Linked DNA regions of Homo sapiens: region 2 is linked to region 1. Evidence: chromatin contacts called from ENCODE Hi-C or POLR2A ChIA-PET data. All regions are on one chromosome and are shown on one strand. Each heading gives the region's core, a stretch centred on a gene start or an enhancer-like site at or near the end of the contact. The rest is flanking DNA. Distances are from core to core; before and after follow the strand shown. Region 1 holds the start of LINC00612 (long intergenic non-protein coding RNA 612). Region 2 has its middle 18 kb from the start of CLEC2D.

Region 1 (6,297 bases), core at 2,064-4,563:
TAGCAAGCAACACATCAGATGAATGATGCTTATGTTTCTGGTACAATACTGTTCTTCCCACAACAAACTCCTTCCTTGGCCTGTATCCCACAGATGTTTGCTTTCTTTCTCACTTCATGTAATGATTTCTGGTTTTTTGTTGGTTTTTTTTTTTTCAGATGAGTTTGCAATTGCTGAGTACAATGCTCCTTGCAGCAAAGGTAAGCCACTCACACTCCTCCAAAAGGCAGTCAGAGCTCCTTCAGCTTGCCCCCCAAACCTTCTCCTTCATAAAACGCTGGGTAAATATTTGTCAAAAACATCAAATTACTCACACTGCACATTATTATAGAAAAACACATTTATTGGAGAGGGCCGCTGACTCTGTCAAACCTCAGAGAGTCCATAGGATTGCTTATGGGTAATGATTTGGAATAGATTTGGTTTCCCACTGTACTGATTAGGTTTCCTTGGGCACTATGCTACCCAGAACTAAGGGAAAGAATACTCTCTGCTCATGGAGACCCAAATCTGTCTTAATTTTTTTTCTTTCCAATGTCACAGATCTTGGAAATGCTTGAAGACCACAAGGCTGAAAAGTGCTTTGCTGGAGTCCTGTTCTCAGAGCTCCACAGAAGACACGTGTTTTTGTATCTTTAAAGACTTGATGAATAAACACTTTTTCTGGTCAATGTCTTTCCCTGTTTCCTGTTCATTCAATAAATATCATTGTACATTTCCATATGATTCCCAATAGAATACCAAGATTAAACTTAAAGGAATCAAGTGCTGAAGGACTTCAGAATACAAAAAAATGATACAGTGATGTCGGTCTGAGTAGGCTTCATGTAAGGACTGTGGGGAAAGAAGAAAGTATTGGGTTATGTACTAGGAAAGTGTAAAGTGTGTTTGGTTATGGGAATACCCTATGAAAAACCCAAAGGGTGAATTTTTATGAGAAAATAAAAGACTGACTTCACCAGAAAAGACTTTTTACATTAAAATGAAGTAGAATGAAATACAACATTGAACATGTCATATTGAGAGGCAAGATAATTGGGACTTGACCTGAATTGGGAGTGATGTGTCCTATGTTACACCAAAATCTGCCACTGATGAGAGTGATCAGTCAGTTAACCTGGGGTTTCAGATTCAATAATAGATGAGCTGAAAATAATGAAGGGAGGATTCATGCAGAAGCACGTTTTCTCAGAAGAAGGAATGTGTATGACTCAAAGTCCAAATAGGAGTATTATATTGGATCATCTTTCTTCTGGAACTTTGAGCCAGGATTAAAGGATAGCTGTAAAGTCAAGGAGATATTCTGATGCAGAAATCAGTTCTCACAACATCTGATTGATGTCTGATGTCTCACAACATCTCTTTAGTCTATTTTTAAAATATATAATTTTCTTTGCAGTAAGTATTGCGACATATATTTCCATTCTATAGAAGGGGAAGCAAAACTTCAGGAGTTTTTGAAGTAGGAAAGGTTAAAGCAGGAGGATTGAGCCAAGAGAGTCTGAGGACAATCGTAGGAGTCCTACTCTTCATTTGGCACAAAAATGACAATGCTTAGTTAGGCAGAAGGTGAGTATGGATTGTATAAACTAAGAACTGGAAAAGACTTTGCAGTTCAAGGAATCCTTAGCTCTGTCTCCAGGCTAGACAAAATAAGAAATAAAAGCTATCACTTCTGTGTGGTGCTTATAGAATAGAATTAACATATCAGCATTATGGGATCTTTAGGGTGTCGCTTTCCTGGCCAGTCTAGTGGCACCTTTGCCTGAGTTTTGCTCTGGGCCCACTGGGCTGCTTCTGCCCACTCGCACTTGCTACCAACCTGGATCCCGGATCCAAGGGAGATTGAGACGGGTGGAGCAGAGGGGTGTGCTAGGGGTGTGTGAGCAAGCGTGGCCACTGTGCAGTCACACACACAAGCTGCTGCCCAGGTTGGGCAGCTCCAGGTGCCAGCACAGGCTCTCCATGAGGTGGCTGGACCAGGCACACAACAAACAGCTTCCCCCTGGACCAGGCGCATCACAAGCAGCTTCCAACAGTGGCACTGGCGAATGCAGTGACGCCAACCAGGGCCCCAAAGAGGGAGTCACAGCCCGGGCTCAAGGAGCTCCCAGGTCTGGGCTTCTCCGAGGGCCAGAGCTCTTCTCTCCCTGTGGGGAGCAAGGGGCATGTTGCAGCCCTGTTTGTGTTACAGCTCTTTTAACCTTGCTGTGCAGCTCCTCAGCTCCTGCATCAAGCAGACAAGTGGAGAATGAGACAGATGAAGAGGAGCATTACTGAGCAATGGAACAGAAGGATAAGGAAGATGAAGAGGAAGGAGACCTGCAGTTAGTAGCTCATTTCCACAGTAAGGATGTCCTTTCCACAGCAAGGGTGTCCCAACGAGTGTTCAGCTTCTAGCAGAACGGAGACCCTGGAGTGGCTGGCTCCTCTCTGCAAACAGGTCTTCCCATTGAGTGTTCAGCTTTCAGCAGAGAGGAGGTTCTGGAATGGGTAGTTTCTCTCCACAGGTAGGTCATCCATTGTCTTCCCATCCTCTCTTCCAATCTAGCTGAGTCTGGGGGATTTTATGAGCCTCAGAGGGAGGAAATGCATGCTGATTGGTCCATGGGCAGCCATGAGTGGGCCCAGGGAGCAGCACCACAAGTTACCTCTCTGGTCTGCAGGCTTCAAGCCCTCACCAGCTTGAGGGTGGGACTTCACTGGGGACCCATCCCCTTCCACCCAGGAACCTGTCTGCCTCCTGCTCCCAGGCTGTTCATGCCAAGGAGCGCCTGCAAGTCAGTGTCCAGCTGTCTTCAGACCCCTCTCAGCCTCCCTCCCACGCTTGTTGGTGCCCAAGTTCCAAAGGGGGCCGAGACGGCAGGGGGCTGGCGTATCAGCACTGTCCTGAGCGTGTGCACGCTCGGCCAGGCTGTGACAGTACCCAGGCTCGGCCCGACCTTGCTCTGAGTTCAGAGTGGGTGCTAACAGTGGAGAGAAGCCAGGCAGCCGGAGTAGGCACCCTGGAGCCTGCAGTGGGCAGGGGACTTTGCTGGGCCTCTGAGAGCACAGAAAATGTCCACAGCCGCGGCAAGGTGGCTGCAGCTGCACCCTGGGAGCTCCTGCTCCACCAGTTCGGAAGGGGCGGGGCTCCTGCTTGTCCCTGGCTCACCTGCTCCTGAGTGTGCAGGTCCGGTGGCGCCTCCTTGCAGGCTGGGCTGATGGGCGGGGGCGGGGGGGGGGGGGGGGAGGAAGGGAATGTTCCAGGTCCTCCCTGGGCCCGGGACTGTGTCCGGGGCAGGGATGACGTCGCTGCAAGTTCTTCCCGTGGCCCCGGGGCTCAGGGGCAGCCCAGGACTCTCCCTCGCCCGGCTCACGGCCCTGCCTGGGGGGCGCCTCCGGGAGCAGATCACGAGCCCTGGGGCTCAGCCCTCAGGCGCGTCTAGCTCGGCGGTCACCCCAGTGCCGGGAGGACCCTGAAGACGCGCCCCAGGCGGCCCTACTCAGAGCCTCCTCCCAAGGCCCAGGAATGCGGCGCTGTCGGAGGTGTGCGCGGTGGCCACACCGCTGTCCGGGTCCCCAAAGCGGGCCCCGCTCCCACTTCTCGCCTTGGCCCCGAACCCTGGGTCCAGCCCCAGCGCTTTGTGTGCGAACACCGCTCCGCCCCGGACCCAGCTCCGCCTTGGGGCCCCTCTCTGCCTGCCCCTCCGTGCCCGACTACACTGCTTCCCCTCCGGCGGGCGACTCAGCCCGGTCCATCGTGGCGGCTTCCAGGGCGGCAGGCTCCGGGAGTACTCCCGGGGCCGGCTCCAAGGACTGTTCCCCTCCTCCCCACTCCCACTCCGCGGCGGCGGCGGGCGAGAGCGGCGACATAGGGCCAGGGTCCGGAGCGGTGGAGGCTCCTGGCCGGGGAGCACGTCGCCCCACCCGGCAACGCGAGGATGGTGGCGGCGCAGTCGGCTGCTTTGGGGTCTCAAGGCACAGGGGACGCGAGGCACAGATGTCCCACAGCAGCCACTGCGGCTCCCGCAGCTGCTCCGCCGCCGCTGCCCGCCCCTCCCTGCTGCAGCTGGCGTGATGGCAGCGGCAGCTCTGGACGCCCCACTGCTGCCACCATCAGCCTTGTGAAATAGGTACTACCTTAACAAATGAAATTGAAGCAGAGACATGTAATTTGCCCAAAGTTACTAAGTTAGTGACAAAGCTAGAATTCAAGACCAAGAAGTCTAGCTTCCATGCTCTTAACTTCCAACCATGGTGACACCTCAAACAACTTCAGACAAAAAGGCCAGGAGAAAGTATATTTCAGAGCTTAATAAACATTATAATTAGCTGTCAAATTAAGTATCAAGCCAGGGCACAGAACATAAAAGAAATCAGAGTATGGCTATGGGAACAAGACAACAGGATTATAATTTTACCTCTTGGTTCTAGTTTTTTTCTTTGTTCATATGGAAATCGTTACTGAAAAGGTACTTTAAGGATATGCTTGTTGCAAATCATTAGCTGTATCACTGACCAAGAGTGTTTATTCCTGAAATACTAACTGATTGCCTACTATCTGCCAGGCACAATATCCCATGCTATAATACAAAATTAAACAAAATAGGATTCCTCCCTTAGAAAAACTCACCGCAGAGTAAAAGAAAAAGATACACATCTGGGTCATTATAATGATCAGGTGCTCAAGCTATTCATTGCCCCAGTGGACTGGAGATACAATGGCCTTCTCAAGTTTTGGGGTATTACACTCAAATTCATATGTAATACTGGAGAAAAGGCCTAATTACAACTTAAACTGGATTTCCCACCAGCCTGGTGGCATGGGAATCTTGGAATTAAAATTACGTAGAATTTTTAAAAGTGATGTATCTTCTACATCTGATTTTGTGAACTGAAGTTTATTCTTTCCAGGAAAGCATATAGATACACGACAGGAAATGAAATGGATACTTGTTGGGGTCAGTTTTATGTATAGTTTGTATTTTATTTTGAAATATGATACACTGCTATTCTCTTGCATTTTCTTATATGTGACTCACCACTAACCCTATATTCCCCCATTTCAGGCCAGTTGGTCATAAGCATCCATTTGCCTCAGAGAATACTGGGTTGTTATGACAAGAATATAAAGTTGGAAAGAAATAGAATATTTGAGTCTACCCTGTAAGAATAAAAAGAATAAAAGGGGTTTAAATTTATTTAGACCCTATTGTTTAATCAAGAATTCTGGCCAGGAGCAGTGGTTCATGCCTATAATCCCAATGCTTTAGGAGGCCAAGGCAGGAGGATCATTTGAGGCCAAGAGTTTGAGACCAGCCTGGGCAAATTATTGCTCGGGAAAAAAAGGTCTTATTTAGTATTTTAGTCTTTACAATGTTTTTTTCTATTATGCAATATTCTCTCAAATACTTTATGTCCATCCACGTTGTCTGAGACATGCCACTTTAACATTCTAGTTATGCTGTAGCTGTCATTTTACCCTAAGCCGTTAGTAGTACTGATCCACATAAAATTGGGCTGTTTAGGTGTTTAACTGTTTAAATGTATAATATATCTGATATATTTATATATTGTATAAAAAATCACCTAACACAATAGATATTTACTATGTCTGCTATAAATATATATCATATAACATATAACAATATATTATAAATGATAATATACTATAATATAAAATATAATAAATATATTATAAATGTACAATATATCCGATATAAATATATAAATATGTCAACTATATTATACATATAAATGTATATGTATAATATATACATATATGTATAATACAATGTATTTATTATGTATATATATAAATGTATATGTATAATATATAAATGTATAATATATCTGATATAAACATATCAGATATATTATCCATCTATTGTGTCAGGTGATTCTTTATACAATATATAAATATATCAGATATATTATCCATCTATTGTGTCAGGTGATTTTTTATACAATATATAAATATATCAGATACATTATCCATCTATTGTGTCAGGTGATTTTTTATACAATATATAAATATATCAGATATATTATCCATCTATTGTGTCAGGTGATTTTTTATACAATATACAAATATATCAGATATATTATCCATCTATTGTGTCAGGTGATTTTTTATACAATATATAAATATATCAGATACATTATCCATCTATTGTGTCAGGTGATTTTTTATACAATATATAAATATATCAGATATATTATCCATCTATTGTGTCAGGTGATTTTTTATACAATATATAAATATATCAGATATATTATCCATCTATTGTGTCAGGTGATTTTTTATACAATATA
Region 2 (6,297 bases), core at 1,973-4,472, 590 kb before region 1:
TCTTTCTCTTGACAAAGCAATGCTGAGGACCTATTACCTCTATACAAGAGATGATTTTTTTATGTATACAGTTCTCTGTACTTTCGTGCATTCTCAATCTGCTTAAGTAGAAGATACCAGCTCTTAAGGCCAGGTGATTTGCCTGAAAACATTTCAAGTAGAGATCTTACTTTATTTTTAATAAAAAATGACAATTCTGAGAGGAACTTGTCAGGAAATAGTTCCGTAAGCGGAATTCCTATACCCATAGCCTTTCTCATATCAATGGACGGCAAATGCATTCTTGCCAAGGCTCAAAAGAAGACAGGCTTACCTTTGACATTCCTCTGAGACGTTTTATCCAATTTGACATAAAATACTGTTGGCTCAGCTTTCAAAATATCCAGAGTCTGACCACCCTCCCCTACCTAGTCTCAATATAGCAATTAAATGATTATTCTACAATGAAAGTCACATCAAGACATTCCTCTCGTACAACTTCCCTCATCTAGTCTCCCTATTGCACTGAAGGTCAAAGCCAAAGTCTTTAACTGACCCTCAAGGTTCCTCCGTTCCTGATTCCCCATGGTATCACTCTTCTTCTCCATCTTCACTTTGCTTCACCTACAGCAGCCTCCTTGCTCTTCCTCAAATAAGCCAGGAAGAGTCCTCCTTCAGGCTTTGGTCTACTTGTTCTCTGCCTGGAATAGGTTCCTTCACATGGTTCCTCCATCTCTTTCAAAAGGTTGCTGAAATGTCACCTTCCTAAGAAGGCTTAGTTTTGTCAACCTATTGCAACCTGTTATACCTCCACCCTTATTTATTTTTACTTGTGTTTTTCTGCTGGAATATAAGTTCCAAAGGGCAGGAATTCTTTTGTGTGTATTTTGTTTGCTGATGTAATTCAAGCATTTCACACAGTGACAGGCACATAATGGAGCTTAATAAATATTTATTGACAACAAAAACATATGGAGAATATTGTACAGTTTGGAGAACAAGTAACTTACCTGACAAAACAATAGAAAGTGCAATCACACTTGTAGTCAGGACTGCAATGATGAACAAGCAACAATAAACCTTGACAGGAGTTACTGGAGATATAAGTGCTAGACATTGTCTTTGCAGAGTTTTATCTGTAAAATAGAAACATCAGAATCTCAATCTCAGGAATATCGTAGGGAGAAAAAATTTATCATAGAATCAACACTAAGATCAGATGTACTTCAATTCTCCTACTGCCAACTCCTTTCACAAAAGGGCTTGGTTCATAAATGAGAATAATGGCCCAAAGAGGGCTAGAGATAAAAATCGAATTCTCCCCACCCCCAGGGAATCTTCCAGTTACTGGAAAAAGAGTAGAAATTGGGATGAAAAAGAAACATACACAATCCAGATTTAGCCCCATAGTAAAGCAGCTGGTTAGAAGCAACAAGGGAAGCAGAAAATAAATCAATGTAATTCACCATATTGACAGAATGAGACAAGGGACAACATATGAGCATCTGAATAAATGCAGCAAGAGGATGTGAAAAGCTTAATATTCATCCACGATAGTAAGACTCAACAAATTAGAAATTGAAGAACTTTCTTCAACCTGATAAAGGGCATCTACAGAAAAACTACAACTAGCAACAACCTTAACGATGAAAGAATAAATGCTTTCCCCCAGTGACATAGAACAAGGCAAGGATGTCTGATCTCTCTCACCAATCCAATTTAACATTTTACTGGATGTCCTATTAGGGGCAAAAAGGCAAGAAAAAAGAAATAAATGTCATACAGATTGGAAAGAAATAAAAGCATTGCTATTCACAGACAACACAGTTGTCTGCATGTAAAATTCTAAGGAATCTACCAAATGGCTATGAGAATAAATGAATTTGGCAAAGCTACAGGATTACCTATGTTCATATATAAAAATCACTTATATTTCCATATTCATAATTATGAAGTGGAAATTTAAATATAAAAACAGTATCATTTATAATAACATGAAAGATATCAAATAAATATATCAAAATATGTTTAGGATCAGTATGATGAAAGCTGGAAACCAAAGGGACAAAGAAATCAAAGCAGACTTGAATCAACAGAGAGATATAAGATATTCATAGATTGGAATATGCAATATTGCTGGATGTCAATTATACCCAAACAGGTTTAGAGATTCAGTGCAATACTGATAAACATTGCAGTATGAATTTTTTGTAGAAATAAGCAAGGTAATTTTAAAATTATATGAAAAAGCAAAGAACTAGAATAGCCAAACAATTTTGAAGGAAAAAAAAATGGCCAAATTTGGAAATCAGGGAACCTGCTTTCGTAATTTACAAAGTAATAGAAACAAAGACAGTATGATATTGACAAAAGAACAGACACATAAATCAATGGAACAGAAAAAAGGTTTCAGAAACAAATCTAAACGTGTATCATCAATTGACATTTGACAGACGTGGAAAGTAATCAGGTAGGTAAGGGGTAATATTTTCTGAACATGTAGTGCTGGAACAATTGAGTGTCCTAATGCAAAACAGTGAACCTCAGCTCACACCTAATACCTTATAAGAAAATTAACTCAAAATAAATTTTAGACTCATATATAAAGCCTCAAACCCTAAAACTATTAGAAGAGGAAAATTACATTTTTGTGAACTTGAATTAGGCAAAAATTTCTTACATACAACACCAAAAGCATTATCAATATTTTAAAAATTGATAAATTGAACTTTAACGTAATTAAAACTCTCTGCTAGAAAAAAAACCCTGAAAAGGGAATAAAAAGACAAGCAAAGGCAGAAAAACATCTCTCTAAAAAGCGACTTGTATCTAGAATATATTAAGAACTCAAAACTCAACAATAAGAAAACGAAAACTAGATTAAAAAGTGGGCCAATGATTTGGAGATATACTTGATTAAAGAGGATATATGAATAGCAAACAAGTGCATAAAAACATGCTTGAAATAACCAGCCATTTGAGAAATACAAATTAAAACCATGAGTGACTACTACATGGTTATTAGAGTGGCAAACAAAACAGAAAAAGAAACAACTGCTGGTGAGGAAGGGATGTGATATGGTTTGGATCTTTGTCCCCACCCAAATCTTATGTTGAATTGTAATCTCCAGCGTTGGAGGTGGGGTCTGGTGGAAGGAGATTGGATCATGGGGGCAGATTTCCCCCTTGGCACTGTGTCATGATAAGAGTGAGTTCTCGTGAGATCTGGCGGTTGAAAACTGTGTGGTGCCCTCCCTCACTTCCTCTCTTCCTCCTGCTCTGGCCAAGTGAAGTATGGACTCCCCCTTTGCCTTCTGCCATGAATTGTAAGTTTCCTGAGGCATCCCCAGAAGCTGAGCAGATGCCAGAATCATGCTTCCTGGCCAGCCTGTGGAATGGTCAGCCAATTAAACCTCTTTTCTTTACAAATTACTCAGTCTCAGGCTATTTCTTTATAGCAGTGAGAGAATGGACAGGATGCAACTGGAATTTTCATGCATCATCACTGGAAATGCAAAATGTTATGGGCATTTTGGAAAACAGTTAAGCAGTTTGTTATGGTAAATGTAAATTCACCACATGCCCTAGCCATCCTATCCCTAGGTATTTAAACAAGGGAAGTGAAAACTTGTGTTTACCCAAAAACCTGTAAGGAATATTTTACACCAGGTTTATTCATTATCACAAAAAACTAGCAACAACTCAAATATGCTTCAGCTGCTGAAGAGGTAAACAACTATTCCTCAGCCCTAATAAAAGAAAAAACTCGATCACACATTCACAATTGTCAATTTCTTACTGTGTGTTAGCTGGCCAAACTTTTGTCAGGTTTTTCTCCTCCCCACAGGCCCTACACGTGTTTGCCCGCAAGTTTGCCTAAATGCCTCAAAGCACAGACTTGCAAAAAACATCCTGCCTTAACCTGACCACAGACCACATTGCACCATTTCCTGCTGAAACGCCTAGACTTTGCCTGCTCTCTCCCACACCACTAACTTTTTTTTTTTTTTTAAGACAGAGTCTCTGTCGCCCACGCTGGAGTGCAGGAGCATGATCTCGGCCCACTGTAAGCTTCCACCTCCCGGGTTCATGCCATTCTCCTGCCTCAGCCTCCCGAGTAGCTGGGACCACAGATGCCCACCACCATGCCCGGCTAATTTTTTGTATTTTGTTTAGTAGAGACGGGGTTTCAGCAGGTTAGCCAGGATGGTCTCAATCTCCTGACCTCGTGATCCACCCGCCTCAGCCTCCCAAATTGCTGGGATTATAGGCATAAGCCACCGCACCTGGCCTAACATATTTTTGAAATCAGTGTTATTCCTATTGCAACAGTCCTTTTGAATAAAGTTTCTCCCTAAGTCCAGACTTGTTTTTCTTTGACAAATGATACATACTATAATACAGATGACTTGAAAATGCATTATTGCTAAGTGAATGAAGTCAGATTCTACATTTACCTACTGCAAGATTCCATCGATGTGACATTCTGGAAAAGCAAAAGTGCAAGATCAGAAAACAGATGAGTGGTTGCCAAGGGCTAGCGGTAGAGGAAGAGACATTCTACAAAGGGACATGAGGGAATTTCGAGTGGGTGGGTATGGCTCTATATCTTGACTTTTATGGTAGTAACATGAGTATATATGTTTACCATAGAAATCTACACCAAAAGAGTGAATTTTACTGAATATAAATTATAATACTTTAAAAGTCCCTGCCAACTTTCGTCCGTTTAATATACATCTACAAGAATAACAGGGAGCTTCAGCTTAAATTCTAGACAGGGGGAAAGATGGGTAAGATTGGATGATCTTAAGCAGTAAATATCGTTTGGATTTTGGCTCATATAAAAATATCAACCTTTATTCTTTCTGGTTCTACACTAACGCAAAATTGTCTTAAAGGTTCAGAATACTAAGACTTCCGTAATTCTTTTTCATTGCTACTAGGGTAATGTGTAACTCTCCCCTTAAAACTTCCCCCAAATCTCCCATTTGCCTCTCTTAATAATCTTCTAAATGTGCCTGCTTTCTCTTCTTCTTTTTTACATCTCTAGCCCCTCCTACTAATACTGAGACAGCCAGGTGGGAAGGGGTCCCTGGAGAAACTCCAATTAGCCTGCCCACTGAGGTGGAGCCTTGGGAAGTTCACAAGGTTTGCAGCAGAGAGAAGCCTGAGCCTGGCCCCAGTTTTTCATTTGTAGAACCTGGGATTCAAACTGTCAGGTGGGAAGCGCTCCGGCGGAAGGACTCTGGCCCTGCAAGAGTACCTGTTTCCCCCTTTTTTTCCCTTTTTCACCCAATAAAACTCTGCTTCACACACCCTTTAAACCATCTGCGAGCCTGAATTTCCGTGGCCGTGGGACAAAGAATCCCATTTTTAGCTGAAATAAGGAAAAGTCCTGCAGCAATATTCCCACATGCATCTTGTTCCACTTCTCTCTTGCTCACTTATTTCTCTTCTACCTTTCTTACAGTGTGTCCTGACTCCCGCAAATTCATACCACTCTTAAGGTACACACTGAACACAATAACTCTTCAGACTTCTAGTTGGAAAAACAACATTAGGAATTATCTCTCAGAAGAACAGAGAAATAAAGCATTATTACTGATCAAATTTTAACTCAGTTTCAGGATCTGAAAAACTTAAATCACAGGATGCATTTTAAAAAACAAGTTTCACAACTGTACCAGGTAACAAATATTTAGTTTCGGTTCTGTAAACATTCTTTAGAATATAACATTTGGCTTAGTTAGTAAGAATATAACTTAGTAGGAATGTAACTTAGCCAAAAGTTACATTTGTAACATCTAAAAAATGTTAGAACGTACTGCTCCGGGACACAAATTTAAGAAGACCGATTTGAGTAATAATAAAACTCCCATCACCTGCAAAGCCGGCTCTGCGTGAATTACTCTTTCTCCATTGTAATCCCCGTCTTGATAAATCGGCTCTATCTAGCAGACAAAGTGAACCCACTGGACGGTTACAACAGTACCATGAATGCTAAGAGCTAGGAGCAACATGTTACAAAAACAGTGGCATCCCTTAAAAACAAGTTTCCCCAAGAAAGGTGGGAGGAAAATAGGGGCTCAGGACAGTTGCAAATAGATGTCTATCTTCCAAATAAAATGCCAAGTCTTCTTGAGGTCACAGCATCCACAAGTTTCCAACTAGGCTGGAAAAACAAGTTGGATCAGAGAGAGGTTGGGGGAGGGCCCGTGGGTGGCCCTGAAGCAGGCCACTAGGACGCCGTTTCCCTCTCTCCGCCCTTCCAAAAGCCCTTAAGCCACAGACAGCCGTGGCCCGTCCAGGGGGCAC

Evidence for each region. A loop is a pair of places that touch in the nucleus more often than their neighbours do. ChIA-PET counts read pairs that join two places held with the same protein, here RNA polymerase II (POLR2A). Pooled maps may share reads with other maps.
Region 2: a loop to region 1 is called in a map of tibial artery, with 4 times the contacts of the local background. The contact joins the enhancer-like site here to the promoter of LINC00612 in region 1. A Hi-C loop is called at or near these places in 2 of 168 maps with a recorded cell type or tissue (ascending aorta and tibial artery) and 11 of 50 pooled maps. POLR2A ChIA-PET finds 5 or more read pairs at or near these places in 2 of 52 experiments (HepG2 and activated T-cell).

Annotation. Positions count from the first base shown.
Region 1 is chr12:9,062,086-9,068,382 of GRCh38, reverse strand. LINC00612 (long intergenic non-protein coding RNA 612) reads left to right here and starts at 3,313. Exons shown (of 3, transcript NR_034140.1): 1 at 3,313-4,115. A2M-AS1 (A2M antisense RNA 1) reads right to left here and starts at 3,206. Exons shown (of 2, transcript NR_137425.1): 1 at 3,155-3,206; 2 at 328-2,557. A2M (alpha-2-macroglobulin) reads left to right here. Exons shown (of 36, transcript NM_000014.6): 35 at 159-200; 36 at 544-675. The coding sequence ends at 560. It also overlaps a transcript of KLRG1 not described here. RefSeq lists silencers at 3,818-3,867, 3,928-3,977.
Region 2 is chr12:9,648,501-9,654,797 of GRCh38, reverse strand. It overlaps the pseudogene LOC374443. Among named protein-coding and RNA genes, the nearest start is that of CLEC2D, 18 kb to the left of the region's middle. RefSeq lists enhancers at 3,918-4,097, 5,997-6,176, 6,217-6,286 and a silencer at 4,873-4,922. Within about 2 kb of position 3,222, at least 9 of the 41 ENCODE cell types and tissues checked have a DNase peak (open chromatin) inside an H3K27ac peak, as active enhancers do.